Linked DNA regions of Homo sapiens: region 1 is linked to region 2. A link is an interaction called in ENCODE POLR2A ChIA-PET data of the cell type or tissue named here. Cell type or tissue: MCF 10A. All regions are shown on one strand.

What was found. Peaks named below come from ENCODE experiments on the same cell type or tissue, not always from the same donor. Only the 100,000 strongest peaks of a DNase experiment are listed, where the experiment ranks them.
Region 1: POLR2A ChIA-PET joins it to region 2 with 5 read pairs; 2 of 35 experiments call an interaction of 5 or more read pairs at or near these places.

Annotation. Positions count from the first base shown.
Region 1 is chr7:134,590,658-134,598,657 of GRCh38, reverse strand. No RefSeq gene overlaps it. Among named protein-coding and RNA genes, the nearest start is that of AKR1B15, 46 kb to the right of the region's middle. In MCF 10A, no CTCF peak of the experiment used is centred here; a DNase peak (open chromatin) is centred at 4,617.
Region 2 is chr7:135,214,786-135,222,785 of GRCh38, reverse strand. No RefSeq gene overlaps it. Among named protein-coding and RNA genes, the nearest start is that of WDR91, 7.3 kb to the right of the region's middle. In MCF 10A, no CTCF peak of the experiment used is centred here; no DNase peak of the experiment used is centred here.

The DNA.
Region 1 (8,000 bases), 620 kb after region 2:
ATAACGAGCTCCAAAAGTTTCCTACTGAAACTTTTCCAAAAAAATGAGGAGGAAGGACTCTTCCCTAACTCATTCTATGAGGCCAGCATCATCCTGATACCAAAACCTGGCAGAGACAATGAAAAAAGAAAACATGAGGCCAATATCCTTGGTGAACATTGATGCAAAAATCTTGAACAAAATACTGGCAAACCAAACCCAGCAACACATCAAAAAGCTTATCCACAAGGAGCAAGTAGGCTTTATCCTTGAAATGTAAGTTGGTTCAACATACACAAATCAATAAATGTGATTCATCACATAAACAGAACTAAGGATAAAACCACTTGATTATCTCAATAGATGCAGAAAAGGCTTTCAATAAAATTCAACCCAAATTCATACCCAAAGGAATATAAATTGTTCTGTCATAAAGACACATGCACACGTATATTTATTGCAGGACTGTTCACAATAGTAGAGACATGGAATCAACTCCTTTATATTAAAAACTCTCAATAAACTAGGTATTGAAAGAACATACCTTAAAATAATAAGAACCATCTATGATAAACACACAGCCAACATCATACTGAATGGGCAAAAGCTAGAAACATTCCCCTTGAAAACCAGCACAAAACAAGGATGCCCTCTGTCACCACTCCTATACAGTATAGTATTGGAAGTACTGGCCAGAGCTATCAGGCAAGAGAAAGAAATAAAGGGCACCTAAATAGGAAGAGAGGAAGTCCAACCATCCTTATTTGCATATAACGTGATCCTATACTTAGAAAACCCCATAGTCTCGGCCCAAAAGCTGCTTAAGCTGATTAAAAAAAAAACTTTAGCAAAGTTTCTGGATACAAAATCAACAGTCAAGCTGACAGCCAAATCAGGAAAGCAATCCCATTCACAATTGCCACAAAAAGAATAAAATACCTAGAAATACAGCTAACCAAGGAAGCAAAAGTTCTCTACAAAAAAAACTACAAAACACTGCGCAGAGAAATCAGAAATGACATAAACAAATGGAAAAACATTCCATGCTCATGGATAGGAGGAATCAATTTCATTAAAATGGCCATACCGCCCAAAGCAATGTATAGATTCAATGCTACTCCTATCAAACTAACAATGACATTCTTCATAGAACTAGAAAAAACTATTTTAAAATTCATCTGGAATCAAAAAAGAGCCTGAATAACCAAGACAATCCTAAACAAAAAGAACAAAGCTGGAGGCATCATGCTACCCAACTTCAAACTATACCACAGGGCTACAGTAACCAAAACAGCATAGTACTGGTACAAAAACAAACACATAGACCAATGGAACAGAATAGAGAGCCCAGAAATAAGTCTGCACACGTACAACTAACTGATCTTTGAAAAAGATGACAAAAACAAAGAATGGGGAAAGGAATCCCTATTCAATAAAGGGTGCTGGGATAACTGGCTAGCCAAATACAGCAGACTGAAATTTGACCCCTTCTTTACACTATGTACAAAAATCAATTTAAGATGGATTAAAGACTTAAATGTGGCCAGGAGTGGTGGCTCATGCCTGGTAATCCTAGCACTTTGGGAGGCTGAGGCAGGTGGATTGCCTGAGCCCAAGAGTTTGAGACCAGCCTGGGCAACACAGTGAAACCCCGTCTCTACCAAAATACAAAAAATTAGCCAGATGTGGTGGTGTGCACCTGTAGTCCCAGCTACTTAGGAGGCTGAGGCAGGAGAATTGCTTGAGCCTGGGAAGCGGAGGTTGCAGTGAGCCAAGATCACGCCACTGCACTCCAGCCTGGGCAACAGAGCGAGACTCAGTCTCAAAAAAAAAAAAAACAAAAAACTTAAAAGGCAAAACTATAAAAACCCTGGAAGATGACCATGGCAATATGATTCTAGACATAGGAATGGGCAAAGATTTCATGACAAAGACGACAAAAGCAATTGCAACAAGAGCAAACATTGACAAATAGGATCTAATTAAACTAAAGAGCTTCCGCACAGCAAAAGAAACTACCAACAGTGTAAATAGACAACCTACGAAATGGGTCAGTCGCGGTGGCTGTCACCTGTAATCCCAACACTTTGGGAGGCTGAGGCAAGCGGATCACTTGAGGCCAGGAGTTTGAGACCAGCCTGGCCAACATGGCAAAACCCTGTATCCACTAAAAATACAAAAAATTAACTGGGCATGGTGGCGCATGCCTGTAATCTCAGCTACTCAGTAGGCTGAGGCAGGAGAATCGCTTGAACCTGGGAGGCAGAGATTGCAGTGAGCTGAGATTGTGCCACTGCAGTTCAGCCTGGGCGACAGAGCGAGATTCTGTCCCCCAACCACACAGTCACAAAAAAAGAATGGGAGAAAGTATTTGCAACCTATGGGTCTGATAAATGTCTAATATCCAGCATCTATAAGGAACTTAAACAAATGTAGAAGGAAAAAGCAAATAACTCTGTTAAAAAGTAGGCAAAGGACATGAACAGACACTTTTCAAAAGAAAACATACAATAGCTGGGCATGGTGGCATGTATCTATAGTCCCGGCTACTCAGGAGGCTGAGGCAGTAGAATCACTTGAACCCGGGGGGCAGAGGTTGCAGTGAGCTGAGATCACGCCACTGCATTCCAGCCTGGGCAACAGAGTGAGAATCTATCTCAAAAAAAAAAAAAAGGCACATTACAAAATATAGCATTCGTGTAAAGAAGGCATATCTCAGGATAGACCGAGAATGAAGGAAACATACCAATATATTAAAAATGGTGATTTTTGAGTGCTGGGATTACTGATTATTTTAATTTCTTTTTTTGAGCTTTTCTGTTTTCCTATATATTCTACAGTGAAGTTTATATTTGGTACTTAGAAAAAAATTTACTTTCAATAACAGTACCTAAAAATCTTGAACTTTCACCTGAGTTCAACTGAGACATGGGGGAAAATGTATTAGCAAGGTGATACAGTTTGGCTCTGTGTCCCCACCCAAATCTCATCTCTAACTGTAATCCCCATGTGTCGAGGGAGGGACCTGGTTGGAGGTGACTGGATCATGGAGGCGGTTTCCCCCATGCTGTTCTCATGCTAGTCAGGAAGTTCTTGAAAATCTGATGGTTTAAAAGTGGCAAGTTTCCCCGGTGCTGTTTTGCTCTCCTGCTGTCTTGTGAAAAAGGTGCCTGCTTCCCCTTTACCTTCCGCCATGATTGTAAGTTTCCTGAGGCCTCCCCAACCATGCAGAACTGAGTCAATTAAACCTCTTTCTTTTATAAATTACCCAGTCTCAGGAAGTATCTTCATAGCGAAGTGAGAACAGACTAATACACAAGGGTTGCTTGTATTATCGTATATTACAGTTTTTAAAACATTTTACTGGATCAAATCATATCATTTTTCACTGGAGAAAAAAGTGCTAAAATATAAATCTTTTTCCCTTTTCCCACAGTTTCTTTCTCAAGTTGTCTTAGTGGCTTTTTTTGTTTGTTATTTAATGCATTTTAAGTATAGAAAAATTAAAATGTTAAGTTTTTAAGTTTTTAGCATGAGTTATACTGTTTGTCTTTATATTGTGCAATACCAGTTTTTACAGAGTCACCAACTTTATACAACTCATATTTTGGAGCTCATATATGTGTATATATGTTGTTCTTAGAAGAGTGGAAACACTGTACAAAACTAATTCAAATTTTTTTGTTTGTTTTTTGTTGTTGTTGTTGTTTTTTGGTTTGTTTGTTTGTTTGTTCTTTGAGATGGCATCTCACTCTGTTGCCCTGGCTGGAGTGCAGTGGCATGATCTCCACTCACCACGACCTCTGCCTTCCGGGTTCAAGTGATTCTCCTGCCTCAGCCTCCCAAGTAGATTTTATTACAGGCATGTGCCACCGCACCCGGCTCATTTTGTATTTTTAGTAGAGACGGGGTTTCTCTATGTTGGTCAGGCTGGTCTTGAACTCCTGACCTCAGGTTATCCACCCACCTTGGCCTCCCAAAGTGCTGGGATTACAGGCATGAGCCATTGTGTCTGGCCCAAATGTTTTTATTTCATTTCCTGATGTGCACACAGTCTACTAATATACTTTATTTTTGGCTTACTGGTTGGTAAGGATGTACTGAAAGGAAAATAAACTATGGTTTCTCCTATCTTTTCATTTCTTTGATGTCATTTTCAGAATATGGGGTGTCCAATAAACAGAGGTAACATAATGAAGGGCTCATGTGATTAAGTCAGGCCCACCCCAATGATCTCCCCGTCTTAACATCAATTGATCTGAAACATTAATTACATTTAAAAAAATTTATTTTACCATACAACGTAATAATCACACCAGTGTGATCATGTTCATCACAGGTTCCACCTATTCTTCAAGGAAGGAGGTTACATAGAGCAAGATTACGCAAGGGTCATTGGAGGTTGTCTTAGAACTCTGCCTACATTTTCTTTGTGATAGAGAATGGCTGGCTATCACTATCACGGCCTCCACTCAGCCTGGCTTTAACGAGCAAAATGCCCTTAGGCCAGATAGATAAAGGCCCAGTTAATCCCTCCAGTCAGATCAGGCAATTTGTTTCTTCCACAAGGTCAGTAAATGTCAATTGTGGGACTAAACTGCTTGAGTCCAAATTTCCATGTCAGAGAGCACAAATGCAAAGTCATGGTGCTGGGGAAGCTGCCAACACTCTCAGACACAACTGAGAATGCTTTGCTTTGGATAAAACAATGAGAATCCAGGGAGACTGGAGAATGAATATGTACAGAAACAAACAGGCTACTGAGAAGAGCAGTGGCTAAATATGAATCAGATTATATCAAGAGATGCTGTTTTAGCTACTTAGGTAATGAATGAATGAGAAAGTAAGTTCTGATAAAAAATGTTGGCTGAGTACAGTGGCTCACGCCTATAAGCCCAGCATTTTGGTAGGCTAAGGTGGGCAGATCACTGGAGGTCGGGAGTGGGGCACAAGTGCCACAAGCCCTGGGGCACAAGCACCAGCCTGGCCAACATGACAAAACCCAATCTCTACTAAAAATACAAAAATTAGCCGGGCATGGTGGCACACACCTGTAATCACAGCTACTCAGGAGGCTGAGGCAGGAGAATGGCTTAAACTCAGAAGGCTGAGGTTGCAGTGAGCCGAGATCATGCCACTGCACTCCAGCCTGGGCAATAGAATGAGATTTTGTCTCAACAAACAAACAAATAGACAAAAGTCCCTAAGTATATACTCATAAATATTGAGCATTCAACTACAAGCAGGACAATGTGTCAGACCCTATATTGGGTGGAATCATGTCCCCCCAAAGTCCATGTCCACTCAGAACCTCAGATTGTGACCTTATTTGAATATAGAGTCTTTGAAGATGGAGTTAGTTAAATTAAGATGAGGGCATTCTGAATTAAGGTGGATCATAAATCCAATGACTTGTGTCCTCATAAGAAGGTCATGTGAAGGCAGAGGCAGAAATCAGAGGGAGGCAGCTACAAGCCAAGGAACCCCAAGAATTGCCAGCAACCACCAGATGCTAGGAAGAGGCAAGAAGGATTCTTTCCTGGACACTTCGGAGGGAGTATAGCCCTGATGACACGTAAATTTTGGATTACTGGCCTCCAGAATTATGCAGGAATAAATTTCTGGTGTTTTAAGATTGTGGTAATTTGCTACAGCCACACTAGTGTTATGGGGTGGGTCTTTGTTCCTAGAGCTCCCAAGATGGTGGCAGCCACTCTCAAGATGGCAGCAAGCCTTTTGTTCTCTGACCTGGGGTTCTTGGTCTCACAGATTCCAAGGAATGGAACTTTGGGCCATGTGGTGAGTGTTATAGCTCTATTAGAAGCCGTGGGTCATGGAAGAGAACCATGGAACCCAGTGACTAGTATTAGGCTTGATTAGGATGAACCCAGACACTTAGCCACACAGGAACAATGGCAAGCCTCTAGCCCGAATGGGAGCGGCAATGGGTGCCTCACTGGATCAGAAATGCAGCAGACCCCCTGCTGGACCCAGAGAGGTGGAAGTCAATGGAGGGTCTGCGACAGTGGCATTCAGCAGTGGTGGACAGTGAGCAAAAGCTCAGCTTGAGCCAGAACAAACATGGACCAGAAGAGTGTGCAGTTGCAAGATTTAATAGAGTGAAAACAGAGCTCCCATACAATGGGAGGGGACCCAAAGCGGGTTGCCACTCCCTGCTCGAATGCCTGGGTTTATACCCCGATCATTGTCCCTCCCACTGTGGTCTCAGGTGATATATGATTTGACTATTTCTTTATCTCCTGCTTTTAGCCTAATTTGTATTTTAGTGAGCCCTTTTTACTACCTGATTTGTTGGGTGTGAGCTGAGTTACAAGCCCAGTGTTTAAAGGTGGGTGCAATCACCTTCCCCAGCTAGGCTTAGGAATTCTTAGTCGGCCTAGAAAATCCAGCTAGTCCTGTCTCTCAGTCCCCACTCTCAACAGGAAAACCCAAGTGCTGTTGGGGAGGTTGGCTGACGACCGCTCTAACTGCTTCCTGCTGAATTGGGGTGTAGCAGGGGTTGTGCAGTTGAGATTTCCTCGGGAGGGGTGCCTTCAATGTCATTAACATCGGAGCATGGGCTAGCTGGCCAGTCCAGGGGTCCACGGTAGATCTTAGTCATGCACTGCATCTGGTGCTCCATTTGAAGAACCATTTGTAGTTTTACAGCTTTGATTCTGGAAGAGACAAACTTAACAAGGAGGTTAAAGGTACAGGGATTGAAATGTAGGCCTGAAGTGCAGGGGCATATGGGTGTCGGCCGTGAAAGTGGGGTTTCCTTTAGAAAAACTCCTATACTATGGGGCATTGATATTTCCAGGAAGCCACATTCTCCGCAGAAGCTCTTGGTGAGGGGAGCTACTGGTAGTACAGTGGCATGGAGGAGGTGCAGTGAGAGTAAAAGGGGATAAGAGAACAGTAAAGAGAAAAATATGAAAAGGGAGGGCCATGGGGATCTATGATTCAGTTACTTTCCTCACAGTTGTCACTTGAAGAGCAGGCACAGATCCTCTAGAGGTTCACAGGAATAGCTAGTGTTGTCTCCTGGATTTTCGGGTTCTTTTGACAGTATCCAGAGTTTGACTCAAGTGTGATGTATCCAAGACTCCACTCCAGCCACTTTAACCATGGTTGAGGTACATAAAATGAAGGGTAGTGTCCTTCCCAGGATGTGTCTAGGGACAGGGAATTAGCAGGAAGGGACTTGACTAATACCATGTCACCAGGGTAGAATAGTTCCTTTCCCTCCTCTCAGGGACAGGCTCCTTGTAATGTTTTAAGAACTTGTTGATATTTGTCTAAGGAGGTGATGCCTGCAACTAAGTTGGCCATCTCTCAGTCGAGCACAAGTTATTGGTTAGGAAGGTCCATACAGCATCTCATATGGCTAAGTCCCACTTTTTGGGGAGAGTTTAGGATTCTTAGTAAGGCTATAGGCAACAGAGCAGGCCATGCAAGGTGGGTTTCTTGGGTTAGCTTTTTTAGATGTTGTTTGAGTGTTTCGTTCATTTTCTTGACTTTTCCTGAGGATTGTGGCCTCCAGGGGCAGTGTAAGTGATATTGTATGCCTAACACCTGGGATAGTCCCTGGGTTACTGCAGCCTTGAAAGCAGGGCCATTGTCACTCTGTAAGCCTCGGGGAAGTCCAAATCTAGGAATTATTTCATGAATTAGTGCCTTTATTACCTCTTGGGACTTTTCTGTCCTACAAGGGAAGGCGTCCGCCCAACCAGTGAAAGAATCTACCCAGACTAGTAGATACTGAAATCTCTGAGATTTGGGCATGTGGGTAAAACTTAGTTGCCAGTCTTCTCCTGGGTAATGGCCTGTTCTTTGTTCTCCTGAAGGAGCTTGGCGATAAGGCAGGGGATTGTTTCTTTGGCACATTTCACAGGCCCTGACTATCTGCTTGATAGTTTTGAAAAGGCCTGGTCCAGTAAATAATGATATGGCCATCTGATGGGTGCTATCAATGCCTAAGTGAAAGGTCTGGTGAAGGGTTTTAAGTAATTCACATTGGT
Region 2 (8,000 bases):
GGATTACAATTAACATCTTAACTTAAAACACTCTACTTTGCAATAATATTAACTTAGTTTAAATAGTATGCAAAAACTTTGTTCCAATATAGGTCTGTTCTTTCCCACCTCTTTTTGCTACTAGTGTCATAAAAATTACATATTTATACATTATGAGCCCATTACATATGTCTATAATTATTGGTTTATGCAATAAGCTGATTTCAATATGAAGAAAAGAGTTACAAACCACATTTTTACTGTCTTTTGTATTTACCTATGTAATTACCTTTACTAGCGCTTATTTCTTTGTGTGAATTCAAATGATTGTCTAGTGCCCTTTCTTTTCAGTTTAAAGGAATCTCTTTGGTATTTCCTATAGGGCAGGTCTGCCAGCAACAAATCCTCTCAATTTTTGTTTAGATGGAAGTATCTTTTTCCTTTATCTTGGAAGTATAGTTTTGCCGGATATAGAATCGTTAGTTCACAGCCTTTACGTTTCAGTCCTTTGACTATGTCATCTCACTGCCTTCTAAACTCCATTATTTCTGCTGATAAGTTCATTGTTAATCTTACTGAGGCTCCGTTCTATATGATAAGTTCTTTTCTCTTGCTGCTTTTAAGATTTTCACTTCATCTTTGGCTTTCAACATTTAATTATGCTGTTTTTAGGTCTAGATCTTTTTGAGTTAATCTATTTGGAGTTTGTTGAATTCTTTTGTGTTCAGACTAATGTTTTTCATCAAATTTGAGAAGTTTATGGCCATTATTTCTTCATATATACTTCCTGTTGCATTCTTTCCTTTGTTTTGGAAAAGAGTTTGGCTGGATGTAGAATTCTTAGTTGATAGCCTTTAACTTTCCTTTTGGTATTACCATTATGCACATGTTGCTATGCTTGGTGATGTCTCACAAGTCTCTGAGGCTCTATACCCTCTTTTTAATTATTTTGTCTTTATTTCCTTCAAACTGCATATTCTTAGTTGACGTATCTTCAAGTTCACTGACTCTTTCTCCTGCCAGTTCTAATCTGCTGTTTCATCTCTCTGATGAAATGTTTCACTTCAGTTATTGTATTTTTCAACTACAGATTTCCCATTTGATTTTTTTAAAAAAGAATATTTCTATCTCTTTGTTGATATTCTCTATTTGATAAGCCATTGTTATTGTACTTTCTTTTAATTCTTTAGATATGCTTCCTTTAGTCCTTTGAACATAATAGCTAATTTAAAGTCCTTGTGTGTTAAGCCCAACACCTGTGCTTCTTCAAACACTGTTTCTATGGACAGTTTGTTTTCCTGCATACAGACCATATTTCCCTTCTCTTTGTGATAATTTTTTTGTTGTTAAAAATGGATTTGTTTTTTGAGATAGAGTCTCGCTTCGTCACCCAGGCTGGAGCGCAATGGTGCAATCTCAGCTCACTGCAACCTCCACCTCATGGGTTCAAGTGATTCTCCTGCCTCAGCCATCCCAGTAGCTGAGATTACAGGCATATGCCACCACACCCAGCTAATTTTTGTATTTTCCTAGAGACAGGGTTTCACCATGTTGGCCAGGCTGGTCTCAAACTCCTGACTCCAAATGATCCACCCGCCTCGGCCTCCCAAAGCACTGGGATTACAGGCATGAGCCACTGCACCTGGCCAAGAATGGATATTTTATATAATATAATGTGATACCTCTGAAAATCAGATTCTGCCCCTCCTTGGGGTTTATTGTTGCTTTTTGTTTGCTTACTGATATGGTTTGGCTGGGACCCCACCCAAATGTCATCTTTAATTGTAGCTCCAATAATTCCCATGTGTCATGGGAGGGACCTTGTGGGAGGTAATTGAATCATGGGGTCGGGTCTTTCCCATGCTGTTATTGTGATAATGAATAAGTCTCATGAGATCTGATGGTTTTATAAAGGGGAGTTACCCTTCACAACTCTCTTGTCTGCTGCTATGTAAGATGTGACTTTGCTCCTCATTTGCCTTCAGCCATGATTGTGAGGCCTCTCCAGCCATGTGGAACTGTGAGTCAATTAAACTTCTTTCCTTTATTAATTACCCAGTCTCTGTTATGTCTTTATTAGCAGCGTGAGAACAGACTAATACACTTACTGTTATTCCAGTGACTTCCCTGGACTAACTTTGTAAAATCTTTAGTCTTTGTCATATGTAGCCACAGACACCTAAGCTTGGTTAACTCAGTGGTCATCTAGTGATTGGACAGAGATGTCCCTAAATACGTTGAACCAATAAGCCTCCCAGCCTTTGCCAAGGCAACCACTTGTGTAGGGCATGACTTCAACACTCTTTCACTTTATAATTCTGCCTCAGTCTTCACTTGCCACTTGCACAGAGGGTTAAAGTCAGCCACAGGTAGGAGAAAAGGGCCTTCTTAGTTCTTTTCTGGGCATGCACACATGTATGAAGCACAGGTATTGCAGAAGGCAGAAATGGTTTTGGATTTTAGGAATATGTTGGAGATTTATGAATGTCCAGATGTCCCCTGTGGAGATCTAATTTCACTTTTTTTTTTCTGGTTAAGTTTTTTTAGCCAGTCTCTTGTAAACCTCAACTGATAGCACTGCCTCAGGCAGCTGTGATGTTAAACAATTGCTAATGATTATCTCTGACAAATTCCCTAGCCATAGGCTGTTCTATACAGGCCAACCTTAGGCCAAATAAAGATGAGCCCTGAGAATGGAGCTTTTAAAGGAGCTGCCACAAAGATCAAATAGTGATAATTCTCTGGAGATGAGGCTTTTGGGAATTCCAATCCCATTTTATTTCCTTCTGGGAATTCTTGGATGCTGTTTTTCATAGCTACTGTTACTGTCAGGTTCTTGGTTTTCAAGGCTATTGCAGAGCTACAGAGAGGGAGATGGGAATAGGGTACATTAAAATGACAAAAATATGCCATTCTTACCAAGATGCAGCTGTTTTCTTGAATAAATAGTCCTCAGATTGTTGCATGCCTTTGATTAATTTTGGGAGTTTTGCAGAAGTTGATTTTGAGCATTTTTGACAGTGTTCTTATCATTTTAATGGAGGTCTTTGCTATGCTAGAAGTGCTTTCCCGTCCTCATTTGTTGCTTTAATTTTGAATTTAAAGTATTATTGGAAGGAGAGATATTGACTCAGATATTTCCTCAAACAAAAACAAAACAACAGAAGGCCAGGCAAGTGGTCCAAGATGATGAATTGAGAAGGTTTGGACTGTTAATCCTGGCTGTACCTTTGAACTACTTGGGGAGCTTTTAAAAAATACCCACCCTGGGAGATTCTGATTTAATTGATTCAGAGTATGGCCTCTATAACTGTATTTTAAAAGCTCCCTTCGCCAGGCGCCATGGCACATGCCTGCAATCCCAGCACTTTGGGAGGCGAGGTGGAAGGATTGATTGAGCCCAGGAGTTCAAGACCAGCATGGGCAGCATGGTGAGACCCTGTCTCCACAAAAAATAAAAAAATAGCTGGGCTTAGTGGCACGCACTTGTGGTCTCAGCTACTTGGGAGACTGAGACTGTGGGTCGCTTGAGCCAGGAGGTTAAGGCTGCAGTGGGCTGTGTTTGTACCACTGCACTCTAGCCTTGGCAAAGAGAGACCCTGTTTAAAAAAACCCAGCAACCATAAAAACAAAATAAGAAAAGACAAAATAAAAGCTTTCTAGTGATTTTCATGTGCTGCCAGAGGGAAAGCCAATGGTCTAGAGTGGGTTTCAAGACAGAGGTTGACTTTTTGAGCCAGGGATGCGGTATGATGATATGACCCTGGACAGTAATGTTTGTCAAAGTGTGTGCTGTAGGTTAATTCCCTCCAAGTCTCCCAGACCGGCAATTCCCAAATTTTTGTGTTGAAGGACCAAGTTTTCAAAAATTCTTTTTTATTTCTAATATGTATTGACTGAAACTTTCATAAAATGCAACAAAAATGAATTACCAGAAAAACAGAGTAAAAAGTGATGCACAAAATATGTCCAAATATTTTATTATTATATCCAACAGACATATGGTGTAAAATAGATACAAAAATGTCTGCGTAAGCTCAGTGGACCTTGGTGTGGACTGGCAACTAAGTATGTGAACCAGTACAGAGACCAGGTAAACTTGACTTTGGGTTCTTTGTTGAAGAGGCCCATCTTAGGGAAGCATTTCTGCTGTACTGGCAAAGCCAGCCAAAGGAAGGGACCCACAGATAAGGCTCAAAAGGGAGCCCTTCTTTACCCTGTTGGGCTAGCAAAAAGGCAACTGTTGATGTGTGTGTCTCGCAAGCACACATCAATCTGGGGTGGATACTGGGAATTTTGAGGATGGACAGCTAGCTTATATGCCATCTGCACAGGAAAGTGGAATCCACCAGATGTGGTCATTGACTCAGATCCTGATACAAGGAGACATAGAAGGTTTCCCTAAGAGAAGTGCTGGGTGACCCCTCACAGACAGTAGAAAGTGATATGAAGAGAAGCCCTGAGGAGGACGACAATGATGTGTCGGAAGAGGGAGAATTCATACCAGCATGCACCATGACAGAGAAGCACAGGTATTGCAGAAGCAGAAATGGTTTTGGATTTTAGGAAATGTGGCAACAGAGTTGGAATTCTCCCACGCTGTGCTCCAGTTGATGTTTGTGAAGGCCATGTTACTTATTAACCTAGGAGACTTGCATCATTCCAGCAGTGAAAGTGAATGATTTTATAGGCCCATAAATCTGCAAATTCCTACCACTGACCATCTAGCAGTATTATGAGTGGTTTGATACCCTGAGCTAATGGGGACTTTGCTGAGGTGGAAGGTGGTGGGGTAGGCAAGTGGCAGGTTCTCACAATAATTTGAGCTGCTTCTCAAGGAGATATGATCATAGTCTGAGACCTGAGAGAAAGTGGTTCATTTTCTCTCTTTAGAATTCATTATCTCTAAGTAGACAGACCAAAGTTCCCAGAAGGTTCTTGGTAGTAGCATGACGCCCAGGACTATAAGGGTGAAAGAAGCTCAGGGTCCTTCTGGCCCAAAGTCTTTAAATTGCACATGATTGCTGGGAGCCAGAGAAATGACATGGTTTGGCAATCAGAGTTCAGCTGTGAGGTCCTATATTTGGTTCCAAAAATTTAATTGTAGAAGTACAGGATTGGAAATTCTTAGTTTTGCAGCAATTTATGCCGAAAAGTTTTGGGGGTACTAGCTGATAAAAAGCTTTGTATGAGTTATCACGAAGATATGGTTGTTATTACAAATGATCGTGCTGTGATTAAAGATTACATTCATTATATTTATAAATTATAAAATGAATATATGTTCATGGTAAGGAATTTAAAAAATATTAAAAAGCCTAAACTCAGAAATCACTTATAAAATCCAACACCTCTACTACCTAGAGCTAATAATTGTTAAGATTTTTTGTGTGTACATATGATCAAGAATATGCAAAGCAATGGTATTGCACCTACAGTTTTGTATCAACTTTTAAAAATTAAACTTATTATTCTGATATAACTATAGATTAATTAACTATAGATTAATAAGCAGTTATAAGAAATAATATAGAGAAAGAAAGGATTTTGAACGTTCACAATATGAAGAAATGATAAATGTTTGAGGTGATGGATATGCTAATTACTCTGATTTGATGATTACACATTGTATATGTGTATTGAAATATCACTCTGGGCCAGGCACGGTGGCTCATGCCTGTAATCCCAGCACTTTGGGAGGCTGAGGTGGGTGGATCTCTTGAGGCCAGGAGTTGGAGACCAGCCTGGCCAACATGGTGAAACCCTGTCTCTACTAAAAATACAAAAATTAGCTGGGCGTGGTGGCTCATGCCTGTAATCCCAGCTACTCGGGAGGCTGAGGCAGAAGAATCACTTGAACCCGGGAGGCAGAGGTTGCAATGAGCCAAGATTGCACCATTGCACTTCAGTCTGGGAAACAGAGTGAGACTGTTTCCCAGTCTCAAACAAAAAAAAAAAAAAAAAAAAAAAAAAAAGAAAAGTCTGTCTCAAAAAGAAAAAGTCTGTCTCTCAAAAAAAAAGTCTGTCTCAAAAAAAGTCTGTCTCAAAAAAAAGAAAAAAGAAAAGAAATATCACTCTGTATCCCATAAATATGTACAATTATTACATGCCAACTAAAAATAAAAGGAAAAAAAGAAAGAAATAATTCAGAGAGATCCCGTTGTACCCTTTATTCAGTTTTCTCCAATAGTAACATCTTGTACAATATCATAACCAGGATACTGACATTTACTGATCTTATTCAAAATTCCCTATTTTACTTGTACGTGTGTGTGTATTTACTTCTATACAATTTATCATGTTAGGCTTGTGCGTCTATAACCACAGTCAAGATGCAGAACAATTCCATTGCCACAAGGATCCTTTGTGTTGCCCTTTTAAAAATCACAACCCTTCCTTCCTCACCCTCCTCCCACGTGCCCATCCGTCTTCATGGCCTTCACTAATCTGTTTTCCATGTCTACATTTTGGCTTTTCAAAAATGTTCTATACATGGAATCATGCTGTTGAAGGACATCTGGGTTGTTTCCAGTTTTGGCTATTATGAATAAAGCTTTGTGTACAGGTTTTTATGTAAAAATCTATGTTTTCCTTTCTCTGGGACAAATACCTGAGTGTCATTACTGGGTTGTATGGTATTTGCATGCTTAATCTTGTAAGAAACTGCCAAATTGGTTTCTAGAGTGTGAATCATAATTTTAAACACATTGTATTATAACTATTTCTCCAAATAATTAAATTATCTTAAAAAACAAAAACTTTGACAATTGCATAATATTACATGGGATAGAGGTAGCATGATGTATAAGATTTCCTCTAATGTTGAACATTTGGTTGTTTGAGATTTCTTTCTCCTTGTAGAAATCAGTAATAAGACTCCTGCATGTGGAACTGGTGTGTACAGACCCGCTGGAACTGGTTCCTGTAGTCCCCAGGAGTGACTAAGTTCTGAAAGGCTGATTTGTGCTAACCTCATTGCACAGGGGCCTGAAGAATATATCACGATGTCACTTTGTAAATCTGAATGAGACATATAACTGTCACACAGGGACTATTCGTGGTAACACTGGCATAAATGATATCCTTTCCACCTATGTTGGAAGACTATTGTAATCAAAAACTGCCTTTTAGTTTACCAGGAGGAAGACACTGGAATGCTATGTTTCCATGTAGTCAAATGCTGAGGACACAAATGGTCTTTTTGTGAGCTTTGTACCAGGAAAAGCGGAGTGGGATGCCTATCGGGGCCCAATTTTGGGATGGTCTAGTGCCACCTTCTCATTTTGGGGATGGCCTTGCCATAGGTCAGAACATAGGACAAGTGCCGGCTGTGTTGCAAATGAGCATGGGCCCTGCCCATGGCACTCTCTGGTTTCTGGGTGCCTGTGTTTAAAACCTCTTCCGACTGACATAATATTTATTTTGGAAGTGAATGTCCTCAACCAAGGCCAGTGAGCCTAATATCTTTTCTCTCTCTTTCCACTGATTTTGCATCCTTGGACTCTAAACCATCTTAGGTTGATTTTGCCGTTTAACTCTCAGTGGGAAGTACAATTTCTTCATTCCCAAGATCTTGGAGGGTAACTCACTGTAGCCTCTAAATACTTATACCTTTCACTATTGTAAATAACTTCCATTATTAAAGATAAGTTGCACTTTTATTAAAAAAAACCCCATTCTGCATAAATCTTATTTTTAATGTTTAAATTAATTTACTTTCTTTTTTAAAAAAATAGAGACGGGGTCTCCCTATGTTGCTCAGGCTGGTCATAACTTCTGGCCTCAATCGATTCTGCCACTTGGGCCTCCCAAAGTGCTAGGATTACAGGTGTGAGTCACTGTGCCCAGCCTTTTTTTTTTTCTTTCAGCTTATTTTTAAAATTATTTTTTTAAGGGAAATTAAAGAAATTAAGTGGGATCACTGGGCTAAAGAGTAGAAACATTTTGGAAGCTTTGATAATCTATAAATTGACTCCTAGAAAAGTAGCTCCTTCTGAAGCTTAATGACAATGCCCCTTTCA